Linked DNA regions of Homo sapiens: region 1 is linked to region 2. A link is an interaction called in ENCODE POLR2A ChIA-PET data of the cell type or tissue named here. Cell type or tissue: HepG2. All regions are shown on one strand. Each heading gives the region's core, and the rest is flanking DNA. Links, peaks and the distances in the headings are about the cores only.

Evidence for each region. Peaks named below come from ENCODE experiments on the same cell type or tissue, not always from the same donor. Only the 100,000 strongest peaks of a DNase experiment are listed, where the experiment ranks them.
Region 1: POLR2A ChIA-PET joins it to region 2 with 17 read pairs; 6 of 35 experiments call an interaction of 5 or more read pairs at or near these places.

Annotation. Positions count from the first base shown.
Region 1 is chr10:30,541,020-30,543,928 of GRCh38, reverse strand. The region is part of intron 1 of LOC105376478 (a long non-coding RNA gene); the gene reads right to left. Among named protein-coding and RNA genes, the nearest start is that of LYZL2, 87 kb to the left of the region's middle. In HepG2, for the core only: no CTCF peak of the experiment used is centred there; a DNase peak (open chromatin) is centred at 1,528; H3K4me3 peaks cover 1,294 bases.
Region 2 is chr10:30,604,626-30,607,534 of GRCh38, reverse strand. It overlaps a transcript of LYZL2 not described here. Among named protein-coding and RNA genes, the nearest start is that of LYZL2, 24 kb to the left of the region's middle. RefSeq lists an enhancer at 1,477-2,292. In HepG2, for the core only: no CTCF peak of the experiment used is centred there; DNase peaks (open chromatin) are centred at 1,524, 1,844, 2,064, 2,474 and 1 weaker place; H3K4me3 peaks cover 300 bases.

The DNA.
Region 1 (2,909 bases), core at 211-2,710, 64 kb after region 2:
CTTGCTCACAGTGGATCTTGGTCCCCTCCTGGGTCCAGGGCCATCTAAGCAGGGACGCTTAAGCCATGACACCCTGCTGGTGACCCTCTGGCTGTTCCTCCCTAGGTCTCAACTCTTAAAGGTCTTGAAGCTCTTGAGTAGGTCCGTGGTCTCTTTAAGAGGAACAAGTGCTTCTGCCTGTCCCAGAAGTCTGGTGACCCCAAGGCTTAGTGCTTCTCCCAGGACAGCTCTGGATAGTGCAAGAAAACTCCAGGAAAGTGGCCTCACTGCCACAATCAGAAAGAGGCAGTTAGGGGCAGGTGCGGTGGCTCATGCCTGTAATCCCAGCACTTTGGGAGGCCGAGGTGAGCAGGTCACCTGAGGTCAGGAGTTCCAGAACAGCCTGGCCCATGTGGAGAAACCCTGTCTCTACTAAAAATACAAAAATTAGCTGGGCGTGGTGGCATGCGCCTGTAATCCCAGCTGCTGGGGAGGCTGAGGCACAAGAATCACTTGAACCCGGGAGGCGGAGGTTGCTGTGAGCCAAGATAGGACCACTGCACTCCATCCTGGGTGACAGAGTGAGACTCTGTCTCAAAAAAAAAAAAAAAGAGGCAGTTAGGATTCCTTCACACAGAAGGAATAGAAAAGAGAGCCATGAATTTCCAAACACCCAGGCTGGCCACAGTGGGCTTGTTCTGCTGAGGTCATTCAATTCTGCAGCTCGTTCTAGGAGACATCGCATCCTGCTTCTTGCCCATGCAGAGTAGGCTATGAACTCAGAAAAGAGCGCAGGCTTGTGGAGCTTTGTAAGAAGCCAATTGGCCTTCTTCAAAACCCCCAAACAGGACCTCAGTTATGGAATGTACTTTCCCAAGCCCACCATGAAGGACTCACATAGGTAGACAGGAAATGCAATCTCCAGCAGGGGCTACAGAGAGTTTCATTCTGACTTCCAGTTGAAAGAGTGAACAGGCAGCAGAATCACTAGTAAAACTCCTGGGATTTTTTCTGGGAGTTGGAGAAAAAAGATGTTACACCTGAAACTATGTGTTTTCTCTATTTTGTGATTTCAAAATATGGAAGGGGAGAACTTTCAAAGGGGAAGTTCCTGTAGCTTTTTGGGTCAGAAATGGAAATTTACTAGGGCTGACTAATAACTCTCCGTGCTTTGACCTCTGAGACAGTAAAAACTCTGACAGTTATGTAAAGATAGCAATTGGGAAAATGTTAGCATTTTTACTGCAATCTAGGGCAAAGGCCAAGGCTCCCCAAAATCTGCACTAAGTGAACATTCGTGTTAGGTTGCCAGAGAGGGGACAGTGACTCATCAGGTTTTCAGATGAGCTCCGGCTCTTCTTAAGCCAACAACGTTCTATTTCACTCGTCAAGCTAGACCTGGAAGTCAATGTCATGGTACCCCACGTGATGTTGAAGAAATGGTGAAATGTAGACCTGCCAAGAATTGACAGAGCCGTGTAGCTGTTTGCCTAGCTGGCAATTGATCTACGCAATGATTGATATCATGAGTAGATTAAGCAACAAGCAAACAAGAGCATTCAAATGACCCTGGTACCATACAAGGATGACCTGTCCAGTTAGGCATAGTAAACAAATTCCCACAAACACACCAAAAGGGGCAGTGGAAAGGAAAAGTACATATGTTTTGTGATTTGAGCCTGACCTGGTTCTCTGATGTCCAAAACCTGATCGATCCTCTTTGTGTCTGAAGGAAAACAGGGCTCAAAATGTCATGCATGTGATGGTTGAAGGCTGTGACAATGTTTAGTCTGGAAAAAAGCTCCTTTTTTCCAGTTCGATGGGATTGAAGAGCTGCTCAAATGACGGAAGAGCTATCATGTGAACAGGAATTAGAGCGCACTCCGAGGGGGGAGCAGGGGCCAGTGTGAAATGACAAAGTGACATTTTAGCTCTCCACGTTTTCTAGCAATTAGACCTTTCCTGAAGTGGAAGGGGCTGCCTGGGGAAGCAGAGCATTTCTGTTGCTGGGAGTTTTCTCAGAGGCTGATGCACATCTTGGGGACTGCTGAGGCTCCATTCAATCCCACCGGAGACACAAATGGGAATTCAGCCTGTGCCTTCCCGTGTATTGGGCACTGGGTGATGCCAGCCTTTGGATGTAGGAGTAGAATCCTCCCAACAAGCCTGGGATTCATCATCACTCCCATGTTGCAGATGAAGAAACTGAGGCTCACAGAGGCTAAATAATCCACCTAAAGTTGCCTAACGAGTATTCAAACCCTGGTGGATTTGGCTTCAAAGCCAATGGTTTTTTGCCTGTATCGTATACCCTCCATCATGCTAAATAAGTTCTTAATCCTTAAGCCCTAATTAATAAAATGTATTATTTTGCAATGTTATCAAAATCCCACATTCCTAGAGGCTTAAATAAAATTCTCCCCAATATAAAACCTAATTATTCCCTAAGCGTCTGCAGGCATGCCAAAGGGCCTCTTTGCTAGAAATTCCACGATTTCCTGATTAACAAAAGGAAATAGCATTGAGGCTCTCTTTCTGAAACTTCTACTAGGAATCTCAGAAATGAAACTTGCGGTATTCATACCATAAAATCAATTCAGATAGCTGAATTCTTATATCTGCTTTTTCATTCAATCTCTTGTGGAATCATAAGTCATGGAACCTCTGCAAAAAGCTACCACAAAGAGATGAGAATGTGAGTGAACAAGGCAAAGAATATACTCATTTTAAAATTATTTATGGGCTGGGCATGGTGGCTGACACCTGTAATCCCAGCACTTTGGGAGGCCAAGACGGGTGGATCACGAAGTCAGGAATTTGAGACCAGCCTGGTCAGCATGGTGAAACCCCGTCTCTAATAAAAATACAAAAATTATTCAGGCATGATGGTGTGCACCTGTAGTCCCAGCTACTCGGGAGGCTGAGACAGT
Region 2 (2,909 bases), core at 118-2,617:
TTCAGCAAGCACCTCTGTTTAAACTGATCCTCCAGTAACAGAAAGAGAAGAGGAAGCACAAGGGCAGAAGCTAATAAGCAGAGTCTTGCTGGAGAACAGGAGAGAGGAGAGAGGTAAAGAATCCGTTTCCTTACACGAAGCTGCAGTTTGCACATTTTTTACCACTGGGGCCTCCTTTGCTGATGTAACCCAAAAGAAACGCTGGGTATTGAATGGAGGCATTGTTTTACTCACCTTATTGGTTAGGCTCTGTTCATAACAATAATCTACATTCTTTGTAGGGTAGAAAATATTTTTCAAAACTCTAAAAATAAAAGAAAATAGGCTGGGCGCGGTGGCTCACACCTGTAATCCCAGCACTTTGGGAGGCCAAGGCGGGTGGATCACCTGAGATCAGGAGTTTGAGACCAGCCTGGCCAATATGGTGAAACCCCGTCTCCACTAAAAATACAAAAAATTAGCCAGGCGTGGTGGCGGGTGCCTGTAATCCCAGCTACTCAGGAGGCTGAGGCAGGAGAATTGCTTGAATCCAGGAGGTGGAGGCAGCAAGCCAAGATCGCACCACTGCATTCCAGCCTGGGCAACAGAAGCGAAACTCCATCTCTTAAAAAAAAAAAAAAAAGACCAAAAGTATGAAAGCTGATCACAGTTTGATCCATCATCTACCATTTGGTTGGTACTAACAGAAAACATTTCAAGTTGGTACTGTACTGAAAAACCCAAAACATGCCCTTACTGTAGCTCCAGGTCCTCTGTCCCTGGTGATAGAGCAAAGTTGATAGCTGTGCAGAGTGGGGAGTAGACAGGGCGCCCTTGAGAAGCTGCCAGAGTTAAGTTAAGCCCACCTCCTCTGAGACTAGCTCCGTGAGTACAGACAAGACACTGAAGTTCTGTGTTTCACCTCCTGTAAAATAGGAATAACAATATTTGCCATGCACGGCCATGGGAAGGACTAGCAACTGTGTTAGAAGCACATGGCACAAACCAGGCTTTTAAAAAGCGTTGGTGACTAATTCAGCTGGGGATGGAGGTGCATGCCTGCTAGTCCCAGCTGCTTGGCAGGCTGAGGTGGAAGGATCGATTGATCCTGGAAGTTCAAGGCTACAGTGAGCTATGATGGCACCACTGCACTCAGCCTGGGCACCAGAGAAAGACCCTATCTCTAAAAAAAAAAAAAAAAAAAGTAATTATTATTCTATTTCGGTATTTTTCCTTCTCTATGATTTTGTACCAGGTGATTTCTAACAGGACCTGCAGACACTTCGACAAGATAAACTACATTTTATGTGAAATAAAGGCATGTTCAAAAAGCAAGAGGGCAGATCGTGGCTGAATGAGACAACCTGAAACTGAGGCTAAGTTAATTTTCACAAGTCCCTGCTACTAAGATTTCTAAGCTACAGGGAAAAGGTAAACTCATCGCTAGATTTCCCTGCCTGCTCAAGACCACACCCCAACTGGCAGCATAATTCTTGGTGAGGATGAAAAAACTAAATATATACTTGCCTTGAAAAGCAAATATAGGTTTTCAAAACAGTATCCTGTTGCCAGCTAAAGCAAACAGAGTGGTTTCAACCCCAGGAACTGACAGGCAGTGCAAAAGGGCAGATTGGAAGAGATTAAATATTTGTGCAAAAGCCCGTACCCCCCTTCACAAAGGGCTGCCTCTGTCTGGCATAAAAGGGAAGGGATGCGGGAACTGAGAAGAGGGCCTTATCTTTCCAGAGGAAGGACTGTTTGGGGCCGGAGGAGGTGGAGAAGGGGAGAGAAAATAGCGGAGAAGGGGAGGGATAATAGCAGAGGAGGGGAGACATCAGATGGGTGTGAGTCCCCTGGTCACTGTCGGGCCAGGCCAGGCTGCTGTCATCGGCTGAGGCTGCACTTCTGACCCCTGCAGTGAAGCCAAGCCACGCGGGCTCAGGGGCAGACGGAAACAGGATGACTCGAGCTTTGAAGCTGCCAGCCTGTGATGGCAGAGAGGCCAGAAAGAAGCCCGCTCCAGAACCCACTCTCTCAGCAGCAGCAACACATTAATTTGCAGGGGGGTGGGAAGGACAGAGGAGGGGAGGGGCAGAGAGTGGAGGGCAGGAGAGGTCGGGCTGGGACGGAGGCCAGGGAAGCGGGTCATGTGCACAAGGCAGCCCAAAGGCCTGCCACGGGGTGCCCAAGAAGGACCTTAGAGAAAGGAGATAAAATTGTAGTTTTCGACTCTGCTGACAGTTGATCAAAGCTGGTTTCTGCTTCTGAGACATTTTAGTGTCTGCCAGGAACTCAGAATTTAGAAGAGAAAAAAGAAGAGGAAAGGAAAAAATCGACAATGGAGCAGTCTGCGCGGGCGGTGGGGAGAAAGATGAGAGTCTTTGAGGAATTGGGATTTTTCTGTGGACTTTGGAGCTCCTTGGGGCCCACCACAAAGACCAACATGTGGCCGGCGGCACAGGGAATAACACCCCTGGGAGGCCCTTAGAACACAGCTCAGGTTACCCACATTTGAGGAGAGACAATGGGAGGGACGGCCTGCAATCCCTTGGGCCAGCTGAGGGACAGGGCTGGAACTGTGGTTCCAAACCCTGGCTGCATAATGCAATCGTCAGGACATTTCAAAAAAATGCAGATGCTGGCCAGGCACGGTGGCTCACTCCTGTAATCCCAACACTTTGGGAGGCCAAGGCAGGCAGATCACGAGGTCAGGAGTTCGAGACCAGCCTGACCAACATGGTGAAACCTCATCTCTACTAAAAATACAAAAAAATTCGCCGGCATGGTGGCAGACGCTGGAGGCTGAGGCAGGAGAATGGCATGAACCCGGGAGGCGGAGCTTGCAGTGAGCCGAGATCGAGCCAGTACATTCCAGCCTGAGCGACAGAGTGAGACTCCGTCTCAAAAAAAAAAAAAAAAAAAAATTAGCC